2 separate regions of the Mus musculus genome follow, and region 1 is linked to region 2. Evidence: chromatin loops called from intact Hi-C (ENCODE). Cell type or tissue: heart. All regions are shown on one strand. Region 1 overlaps Gm35466 (a long non-coding RNA gene). Region 2 holds the start of Rpl13 (ribosomal protein L13).

Evidence for each region. A loop is a pair of places that touch in the nucleus more often than their neighbours do. Peaks named below come from ENCODE experiments on the same cell type or tissue, not always from the same donor. Only the 100,000 strongest peaks of a DNase experiment are listed, where the experiment ranks them.
Region 1: it touches region 2 in a loop (2.6-fold over the local background); 5 of 42 quality-filtered maps call a loop at or near these places.

The regions. Positions count from the first base shown.
Region 1 is chr8:122,833,218-122,838,217 of GRCm38, reverse strand. It overlaps Gm35466 (a long non-coding RNA gene), which reads right to left. Exons shown (of 3, transcript XR_388150.3): 2 at 3,032-3,160; 3 at 185-2,668. Among named protein-coding and RNA genes, the nearest start is that of Gm35466, 12 kb to the right of the region's middle. In heart, a CTCF peak has its summit at 3,015 (motif pointing left); a DNase peak (open chromatin) is centred at 3,017.
Region 2 is chr8:123,098,891-123,103,890 of GRCm38, reverse strand. It overlaps Rpl13 (ribosomal protein L13), which reads right to left and starts at 1,541. Exons shown (of 6, transcript NM_016738.5): 1 at 1,446-1,541; 2 at 1,129-1,238; 3 at 905-1,046; 4 at 535-708. The coding sequence starts at 1,232. Snord68 (small nucleolar RNA, C/D box 68) reads right to left here and starts at 833; the gene lies at 786-833. In heart, a CTCF peak has its summit at 2,439 (motif pointing right); a DNase peak (open chromatin) is centred at 1,520; H3K4me3 peaks cover 2,286 bases; H3K27ac peaks cover 2,619 bases.

The sequences.
Region 1 (5,000 bases), 270 kb after region 2:
TGGGCTGGAGAGATGGATCAGCAGTTAAGAGCACTGGCTGTTCTTCCAGAGGTCCTGAGTTCAAATCCCAGCAACCACATGGTGGCTCACAACCACCTGTAATGGGATTCGATGCCATCATCTGGTGTGTCTGAAGACAGCGACAACATATTCATATACATAAAATAAATAAACAAATCTTATTTATAAATCGTATTAATAATTCTTTAAAAATGGTTATGTTTAAAAAAATAAATAAAATCTATTTACAGCCAACCCGCAGGTCGGCCTATCCTTTCTAAGAGCTATCGCTATTTCTTATAAAATTTGTCAAACTTCTAATCCCACCCCAGGCACAGGGATCTTTCTTTACCTGCTCTTTAAGCTGGGAGATTCCTCCCTGAGATGGCCCGTGGCTGGCCTTCACCCATGTGCCCACCATTGGACATTTCAAACGCCTTTTAGCTTCGGTACACGCATTTTCAGAGTGGGTGGAGGCTTTCCCCACCTCTGAGGTCACAGGTTGTCTCCAGTCTTCCCAGGGAGATCATCCTGTTTCAGAGATCCCACCTCCCTTCAATCAGACAGAGGCCTCAAATTTACCTCTCAAATCTTCAGCTTAAAGCCCTTAGCAGAGCATAGCATAGCATAGCATAGCAGAGCAGAGCAGAGCAGAGCAGAGCATAGCGTTTCCTTGTCCCCAGGTAAGGTGCAATAAGCCAGTTGCTTTCTCCTAAAAACATCCTTATCACGCTCTCTCAGGAGCTCCATGTAGGGCAGGGGCGTGGGGTGGGGTGACCCTTACCTTTAATCCCAGCATTTGGGAGGCAGAGGCAGAGGCAGGTGGATCTCTGTGAGTTCGAGGCTCTGGTCTACAGAATGAGTTCTAGGACAGCCATGGCTGCACAGAGAAACCCTGTCTCCAGGAGACCTCCACGTAGATTGGATAAAACTCCTGCCATTGTCTCTCCTCCAACCCCACCCCCCTTTCAGACTCATTCATGGGTGGCCGACTGTGCCTCCTGGCTGCACGTCCCAGCTACCTCTCCAGCCACCTTTTCTCCACCTTGTTTAGGCCGTCTCTGTGCTCTCCTCTGGAATTTCACCCATCAGCAATCGCCTCAACCTCTTTGGAAGGACAGCATAAACCCCATTTGTCTCCATGTAAGGACCAGGCCTGATTTCGAAAAAAGGCCATAAGGCGCCAGCTCCAGGAACAGACCGTAAAATCCAGAACAAGACCATAACCCCCTCTCAAAGAACAGCCCGGGGATAACGGCACACATGGGGAAATATCTTATCTTGGAATGGGCCACCTGTGCTGGGCAGCCCTATCTGATCCTATGGTTAAACATTCATGACAGGAATGCAGGCCACTGACCTCCAGGACCCGCCAATGAAATTTTAGATTACCTAATCCTTTTTTTTTTTTTTTTTAAATCAATCCTTGGCCGCCCTCTTCTTGATGAACTTGAGTGTGCGCTTGTCCTGGGACACCTTGAACAACTCCATGGCGCGCCGCACATAGGGTGCGAAGCCGCACACCTCTGGGATCTTGTTCCCCCACGTACGAACTTGGTGAGCTTGGTGAGGCACCTGCAGCACCGGCTGTGTCTCGGCTTGCTGACATTCCTCGTCACCTCGTGGCCCTTGTTGAGGCCCACGGCCATGGGGTAGCGCAGGACCATGGCTGCTGTTCTCCGATGGCAGCCGGGACAGTAAACTAGATTACCTAATCCCCTACCTTTTCTTTTTCCACCCGCTCTTACTCCCTCTCATCGGCAGCGCACTATGGAGACTTGAGGTGTAAGGGACGTAGGCTCAGCTGTCCCTTCACCTGCTTGGCAGGGTTTCTGAGGCTCACCAGCAGGCCATCACCACTAAGCCTAAATCAACTTCTAAGACACCTGTCCCTGTGGCTGCTTTCTCTATGACCAAACTAGAGATTACTGTCGGTATTGGCCAGAGATTTATGGAGGAGACGTGGTGGACATTCAGTGTGGTCATTTGAACCCCATAGACTTGTGTTTGAACGTGTGACCCCTAGGGAGTAGCACTATTAGGAGGTGTGGCCTTGTTAGAGGAGGTGTGGCCTTGTTGGAGGAAGCGTTTCACCATGGAGGCTGGCTTTAAGGCCTCATATATGCTCAAGTTATGCCCATTGTGACACAGAGTCTCCTTCTGCTGCCATGGATCAAAATGTAGAACTCTCAGCTCCTTCTCCAGCACCACATGTACCTGCGTGCTGCCATGCTTCCTGCCATGATGATAACTCTGAACTGTAAGCTAGCACCAATTTAGTGTTTTCCTTTATAAGAATTGCTGTGGTCACAGTGTCTGTTCACAGCAATAGGAACCCTAAATAACTCAGGAAGCTTCAGGAAGTCCCTAAAACAGACTAGATTCACCAGGCCCATCCATGCCAGAGTAAGCAATAGAAACCGAGATTCCCTCTGCAGAAGAGCAGAACCAAGCTCCAAAGACTCTTAACGCAGACCAGCTGCCCGGAAGAAGCAGAAACCAGCAGAGCTGCCTGGCAGAGGGTTAGAGCACAGACTGGAAAGGACACCTCCAACCTGTCGTGCTGCCTGCAGGCTGTGCAGTGCTCTCGAGGCTCCCAGCTCTGTGAGCTGTCACCCATGCTGCCGTGAGCCTTGGTGATACAACTGTCTTTGAGTAATTTCTGCTCCTGTAAGAAACACCAATAAAACCCACTGGCTCCCCAAGTTGGGCTTTCCTGGTATCTGTACTTGGGTCTGTTGGGGGTCGGGGGGATGGGTGAATAGACATGTGGAATGTCTCCCCAGGAAATTTTGTTACACAACAGGGCCAGACCTTAAGTGGAAAAGGGTGCAGGGGGGCAAATCAGGAAGGCACATGAGCCCCGACCTGGGGGGGGGGGTGGGCGTGGGGTGGCTCCTATAGAAGGTTTTCTGGCTCTTTAAGCACCTCCCAGGGACAGAGGAGTCTATCTATAGAGGTATTATATTGAGATGCCCCATCCAGTGCCAAGGGCTCTGTCTGCCCCCTGCTGGTGACAGGATGTACTTACTGCACGATGTTCCACAGCCTTCAGGCCCCATAATGGGCAATGTGGTCCAGAAGCTCTCAAGAGCACACAGGAAAAGAACAGTCGCTTGCAGTCAGGTGATCGCGGTGGCGCACGCCTTTAATCCTAGCACTGGGGAGGCAGAGGCAGGTGGATCTCTGAGTTCAAGGCCAGCCTGGTCTACAGAGTGAGTTTCCTGGGGAGACAGTACAGATGTCTACTCATCCGATAGGGGGCTCATGACAGACCAAGTACGGCTACACTGAAAAACCCTGGCTGGAAAAATAAAAAAACCAACAAAAACCACCACCAACAACTGTGGCCACCTTGTGCTGACTGGGGATCAACTGCACTTCAAAACTCCCTCAGCCTCGCTAGGCTTCCCGGGCACTGATGCTGACACACCCAGGCAGACCCACAGGACGATACCTGTGGTAGTTTTCTCTGAGCTGCTGTCCTACCAGTCACTGAGAGAAAACATGGTCAAAGCCTAAAGCAGGAACTGGGAGTCAGCAACCGAAGCACAGAGGAACACTGCCTACCCTCTGGCTTGCTCAGCTACTTTCTTACATAGCCCAGGCTCATCTGGGCTAGGGATGGCTCCGCCCACAGTGGGCGGGCTCTCCTACATTAATGAGCAATTAAGACAATGTCTCTCAGGCGTATCCACTGGCACATCTGATGGAGGCAATTCCTCAAACAGATCCCCTCTTCCCAGATAACTCCAGTTTTGTCTTAAGTGGACAAGACCCAGCACAGTGTGCGCCGAGCCACTGAGGGCCAGCGTTACTTCGGAGCTCGCAGTGTGCTGTTTGAGGTGGATCTATGCAGTGAGTGTGGAATGCTTCCCTCCTTAGTAAAGCAGCAAATGAGGATTGGCTCACGGTGCTGAGATCTGGTTCCTGGCCTGAGCCTTTCTCACAGACACCTCACGGCCTGTTATCGCCTGCTCGTCGCCCACCTGGGCCGGCTCCGGCCCCTCCGGCAATATGCCAAGTATGAGGTTAAACCACAGGCCAGGCACTGGCTCAGTGTGTGTAAACTCATCACCTATAATGCAAGCCTGCTCAGGGAGGAGACCAGTCCTTTGTGAACAGGCAGAGTTTGAGAGCAACAGCGTGATCTTCCCACAAAGGAAGGGCCTGGTGCAACCTGGAGGTGGCCAGAAGCGGCCCAGCCCCTCGGCTGCCCTACCTCTAAACTCCCTGGCTCTAGAAATACTGTCCTACAGTAACACTCAGTGGTGACTTCAGCACACAGATGGCCCTCGAGGTGTCCCACCCTCAAACTTTTATCACTATAAGCACCTTCCTGAGCGACCCCAAGTCCAGACCTTAACTCTGAAAGCTGGAAGGGAACACGAGATCTCCCCAGCAGCCCTGCCCTGGGTGGGCTGCGCCACAGTCACCCAGTACCATCAAAGAGTTCCAGTTCTATCTACTGAAAACGTCCCTCTTCCTGTACCCAACCCTCGACTTCTTAGCAGGTATTAGGAAAGTCCCACTGACAGACTCTTGACTTGACCCACGAAACAGTAGCCACTAATCGTGTATGGCCACTTGGGTTATGAAAAACTCACACCCTCAATCAAGCCAGACGTAAGTATGTGCATGACCGGTGGATTACATGTTGGATGCAGCTGGGCGTGGTGGCGCACACCTTAAATCCCAGCACTCGGGAGGCAGAGGCAGGCGGATTTCTGAGTTCGAGGCCAGCCTGGTCTACAAAGTGAGTTCCAGGACAGCCAGGGCTATACAGAGAAACCCTGTCTCGAAAAACAAAAAACAAAAACAAACATGTTGGATGCTACAAAGACAGGGGCGTTCCTTTCAACAGAAATCTCTCTCCAGATGTATGAGAGAATCTTCATCCTGTTCTTCAGTCTGGCTCAGTTTTGCTGTTAGATAACACTGCTGCCTTAGCTTGGTGGCCTCTATAATGTTTCATAAAAAGGCTTAAAGACACAATTTTA
Region 2 (5,000 bases):
AAGAGTAAGAAAAAGTTGAGTCCAGCTTCCATCTCATGCCTGTTACTTATAGACCCCATTATCACGGGGTCTGCTTTAGTTCCCAAGGATCAGGCTGCCTGGGCCTGCAGCACCTAGCATTTTCCGTCCCGGTGCGCTGGCTGACTACAGCTCCACTGAAGGAACAGAAGAAAGCCATCCTTACCCCACCCTCAGGAAGCCCACACTGACAAGAAACCCACCGATCCTTGTTACAAAACTCTTTACACTTCTGAATACCGAGATACTTTCTGTACCGAGATGCCCCTGAACGTCCTGGTAGGGTGAACGCTCTAGAACAGCATACCAGGCTCCAAGTCAATAGCTCCCAACACTAACAGACACTGGAAAGCCCAGGGACACCATAGTGGCTCCCACTGATCTGCACGCGTCACCGCCGCCCCCAGTACGCTCTAACCTCCCACTGCTGCACTCATGTCAACTCTGCAGAGCTGGATCCAAGAACACAGACTCTATCTACACTGAGCCGGACCTCTGCCGCCCCGCAGGACTTACAGAACTGTCTCCCTTCTTCGGAGCAGAAGGCTTCCTGGGGAACAGGATGAGCTTGGAGCGGTACTCCTTCAGGCGCTGCACGTTGGCCTGCAGTGACTCCGTGGACTTGTTTCGCCTCCTCGGGTCCACAGAGATGCCGATGGTGCGAGCCACTTTCTTGTGGATGCCAGCCACCTGTTCAGAAACAGAAACTGGTCACCCACCTCGCAGTCACCCCACCCCAAGCCGGCCCTGCCGAGAAAACTCGGTGTCATCAGATGGAAAAGGGTTCAAAAGTACTTTCATCAAGTCAGTACAGCGATTCCGGAGAATGTCATCATTCCACCGAGCCCGAGGGACCTGCCAAGGGACCTCGCCCTGCCGCACTCACCCTGAGCTCCTCCAGGCTGAAGCCCCTGCCAGCCCGGACCTTGGTGTGGTATCTCACTGTAGGGCACCTCACGATGGGCCTGATGGGGCCGGACGCGGGGCGAGGGGCGATGCGACGCGCTTTCGCCTGCCGGGCCTTGCGCCTGCAGGAAAAGCACAGCCGTCACCTCCTGCCCCACGCGCGTCCCCGCCCTGGAGCCCACGCGAGCCACGCGCGATCTATACCTGCGGATCTTGCGCGCCGGCTGGTTGAACCAAGTGTCCACTCGCTGCTGCCAATCCTTGTGGAAGTGGGGCTTCAGTATCATGCCATTCCGGCTGGGCGCCATGGCTGCCTAAGGCCGCGAGGGAGAGGAGGGCGGCGAGTCAAGGCCAGGGTCCCCAACCCCGTCCCGGGTCCTCCCGCCCCTGCCCTGGCTCCGTGCTGTCGGCGCCCGGGCTCCTCCATGGCTGTCCGTGCGGCCTCTCTTCGCCGATGACAGCGGATGGAGGGCGATGGAGCCCGATGGACCACGATGGGACCGGCGGCGGCAGAGACTCACCTCCTATACAGGAGAACGGCCGAGCGGAAAGGACCGGGCACCGCAAAGCACCCTGGGCTTGTAGGGAGTCCGGCCAATCTCAAACGCCAATCAAAATCAGGCGAAAGGGAAGTGACGTCACGCGAACCCGCCCGCCGGCGGACCATCGCCTTTCTAGCCGTCGGGTTGGTTATTCTCGCTGGTTCCTAACTTCGCAGTGTGGGTATCTCCGGCGTGCTCAGGGGCGCACCTATGAATTAAACCCCTAAAACTCTTTCTCCCTCCTAGATCCAGTGTTTTTTCCCCGTCCACCCAGGAAAATTTATTATAGATTTGCCTGGAATTTATGTTTCCCCAGAACTGAAGCACGCACCCCCATTCCAGACTTCCCCCCCCACTTTAAGATTTTTATTTATTTTTACTTTATTTGTATGAGTGTCTCCCTGGTTTCATGGCTGTGCGTCGGATCCCCTACTACCGGAGTTCCTGGGTGCTGAGAATTGAACTTCTGAAACAGCAAGCAGCCAGTGATCGTAACTACTGAGTCATTTCTCCAGCCCCAAACTCCCCCATTTACTTAGATAACTCCTTTAGCCCTGACTTAACTCCTCGGGGGGAAATCAGGTGTGACGAAATACAATACTGAATTCCTACCCACAGTAGCAGCGACAACAAAACAGCCAAGGCATACACTGGTCCTACACCTGTATGCCTATAACCTTTTTTCACTCCTCATTCCCAATTACCAGGTTTCTTCCTGATCAAAATTCCACTACAGAAGCTGTAGAAATGGCTCAGTAATTAAGAGGGCTATAAATTTAAAAATCCACATTATACCCGGGCCAGATATCACAGGACCATAATCATAATTCATCTAGAAAATGAGACAGGACAATAGCAATTTCAATGCTTTTTGAGCAACTTAAACCCTCTTTTCTTTTTTTTCTTCTCCTTTTTTTTTAAGATTTATTTTATTTATGTAAGTACACTGTAGCTGTCTTCAGACACACCAGAAGAGGGCATCAGACTCCATTACCGATGGTTGTGAGCCACCATGTAGTTGCTGGGAGTTGAACTCAGGACCTTTGGAAGAGCAGTCCGTGCTCTTAACCGCTGAACCATCTCTCCAGCCCAACCCTCTTTTCAAAATTAAAAAGGAAGGGCTGGCAAGACAGCTTAGAGGGTTGAAGGTACTTGCTGCCATTTTATTCCTGGGACCCACATGGTAGAAGAGAACCAAGCTCTACATGCTGAGCTCATCCATGATATATATATATTTTCTCTGTCTCTCTCTCACACACACACACACAAACACACACACACACATACCACACACGCGTGCGCGCGCGAAAATAATGTCATAATGAAGCAGGCTGAGGATGTAATTCTTGCCTATTGGATGAGAGGCTAAATTCAATCCTCAGTAGGGGGGAGCCATTTTTTTTGAGTGTGGGTGAAAAGGCCAGAAATTGATGTTGAACCATCTTCCCAGCCCAGAGAAAATGTCTGTGGAAGGAATGCCCAGATTCAAGGTGCACTTCTTTGAAACAGTGTTTTCTCAGACCTCTTTTGACATTCCCAAGTATCTGTCTCTTTCTACTCTCAAAGATGACATCCATGTCCACCACCAGCTTTTCGTTCAGGATGGACACGCTGCACCGGCACCTGAGTTCCAGCTCAAGCTGCAGTGCTGCGTGACATTGGTGGGCGTTAGAGCTCTGAAACTGCAACACTGCTTAGAATCAAATTAGGGGAGGGAAGGGAGGTTGTGATCTGAATTGTTCTCTGTTGCACAGGGTGGACACAGAAGGGAACAGTTATGCAAAGATGAGGCTAAGGCGGTTGTTCCTGCTCTAGCTTGAGCGCCAGTTCCTGGTCTCCTGGGCAGAGAACTCTGCAAACACCATTCCACCGGAAAGCTTCCTGGTGCCTGAGGCCGTGCTGTGCACGGGCTTGCATTCCTTTGCATGACTAGACTTAGCAGCTTATGGCTGTGGCCTGCTCTTCATTTTCCGGCAAGCTGCTCCAGGAACCCCTCCCTTCCCTGTGGGTACTTACTGAATTCTGGGTGTTTGGGAGTGTCAGAAAACTCTTGCCTAATCCCTCACCACATCTTTTCTTTTTTTTTTTTTTTTTTTTTTGGTTTTTCGAGACAAGGTTTCTCTGTGTAGCCCTGGCGGTCCTGGCTCACTCTGTAGACCAGACTGGCCTGGAACTCAGAGATCCACCTGCCTCTGCCAGTAATAAACTTTCTTCCATTCATAATCTGGAACTCTTTTAGTCACATAACCTTGATTTTTTGATTTTTAAAGATTATTAACTTAGGGCTGGAGAAATGGCTCAGTGGTTAAAAGCACTGACTGCTCTTCCAGAGGTCTCGGGTTCAATTCCCAGCAACCACATGGTGGCTCACAACCATTTGTAATGGGATCTGATGCCTTTTTCTGGTGTGTCTGAAGACAGCGACAGTGTATGCACACACATTAAAGAAATCTTTTTTGTTTTTTAAAAAAGGATTACTAACTTACTATTTATGTGTGTGAGCCTGCAGGAGTTGTGTGTGCCGAGCTCAGAGGCCAGAAGAGCACTGGATCCCTCACTAAGTGCTCCTTTTTTTTTTTCTTTTTTGTTTTTTCGAGACAGGGTTTCTCTGTGTAGCCCTGGCTGTCCTGGAACCCACTCTGTAGACCAGGCTGGCTTTGAACTCAGAAATCTGCCTGCCTCTGCCTCCAGAGTGCTGGGATTAAAGGTGTGTGCCACCACTGCCTGGCTCTTCACCACTAAGCCACACCTTTTATCAAGTGGCACAGTGTTTCTGGATTTGGTGGTACACACAGCCCAGCACCCAGAAGAGAGAAAGAAGAGGATCACTGCAAGCTTCATGACAGCCAGAGCTCCATAACCAGGACCTGACCATCAAAAAAAAACAAAACAAAAACAAAAAGTAGGGCTAAGAAGACAGTTCAGTGTTTAAGAGCATTTACTTGTTCTTGCAAAGGGCCTGCGTTTGATGACCAACACCAACAAGGTGGTCACAGCCATAGCTGAAGTTCTAGGGGATCCAGTGTTCTCGTCTGACCTCTAAGCATTTGCATAGTCTACCAAGCATATACATGTGATATATATACATACCAAGCATATACGTGTGGTATATATATATACACGCATGAAGGCCAAACATTTATACACAATACTAAAAAAAAAAAATCTGTCAAGCGGTGGTGGCGCACACCTTTAATCCCAGCACTTGGGAGGCAGAGGCAGGCAGATTTTTGAGTTGAGGCCAGCCTGGTCTACAAAGTGAGTTCCAGGACAGCCAGGGCTATACAGAGAAACCCTGTCTTGAAAAACCAAAAAAAAAAAAAAAAAAAAAGAGTTCTTGAAACATTAAATAGTGCTCACAAACATTAAAATTAAACCTAATACTGCTGCTTGACATCTTTTGTTTACTAAGGCTTTGAAATTAAAGTTTTTAAAATAAAAATCTATAAAAAGAAAAATTATATGCATACAAAAGGTAGGCAGATTGGACTGTTTCAATGGTGAACAGTTTTTACATTTATTTATTATTAGTCT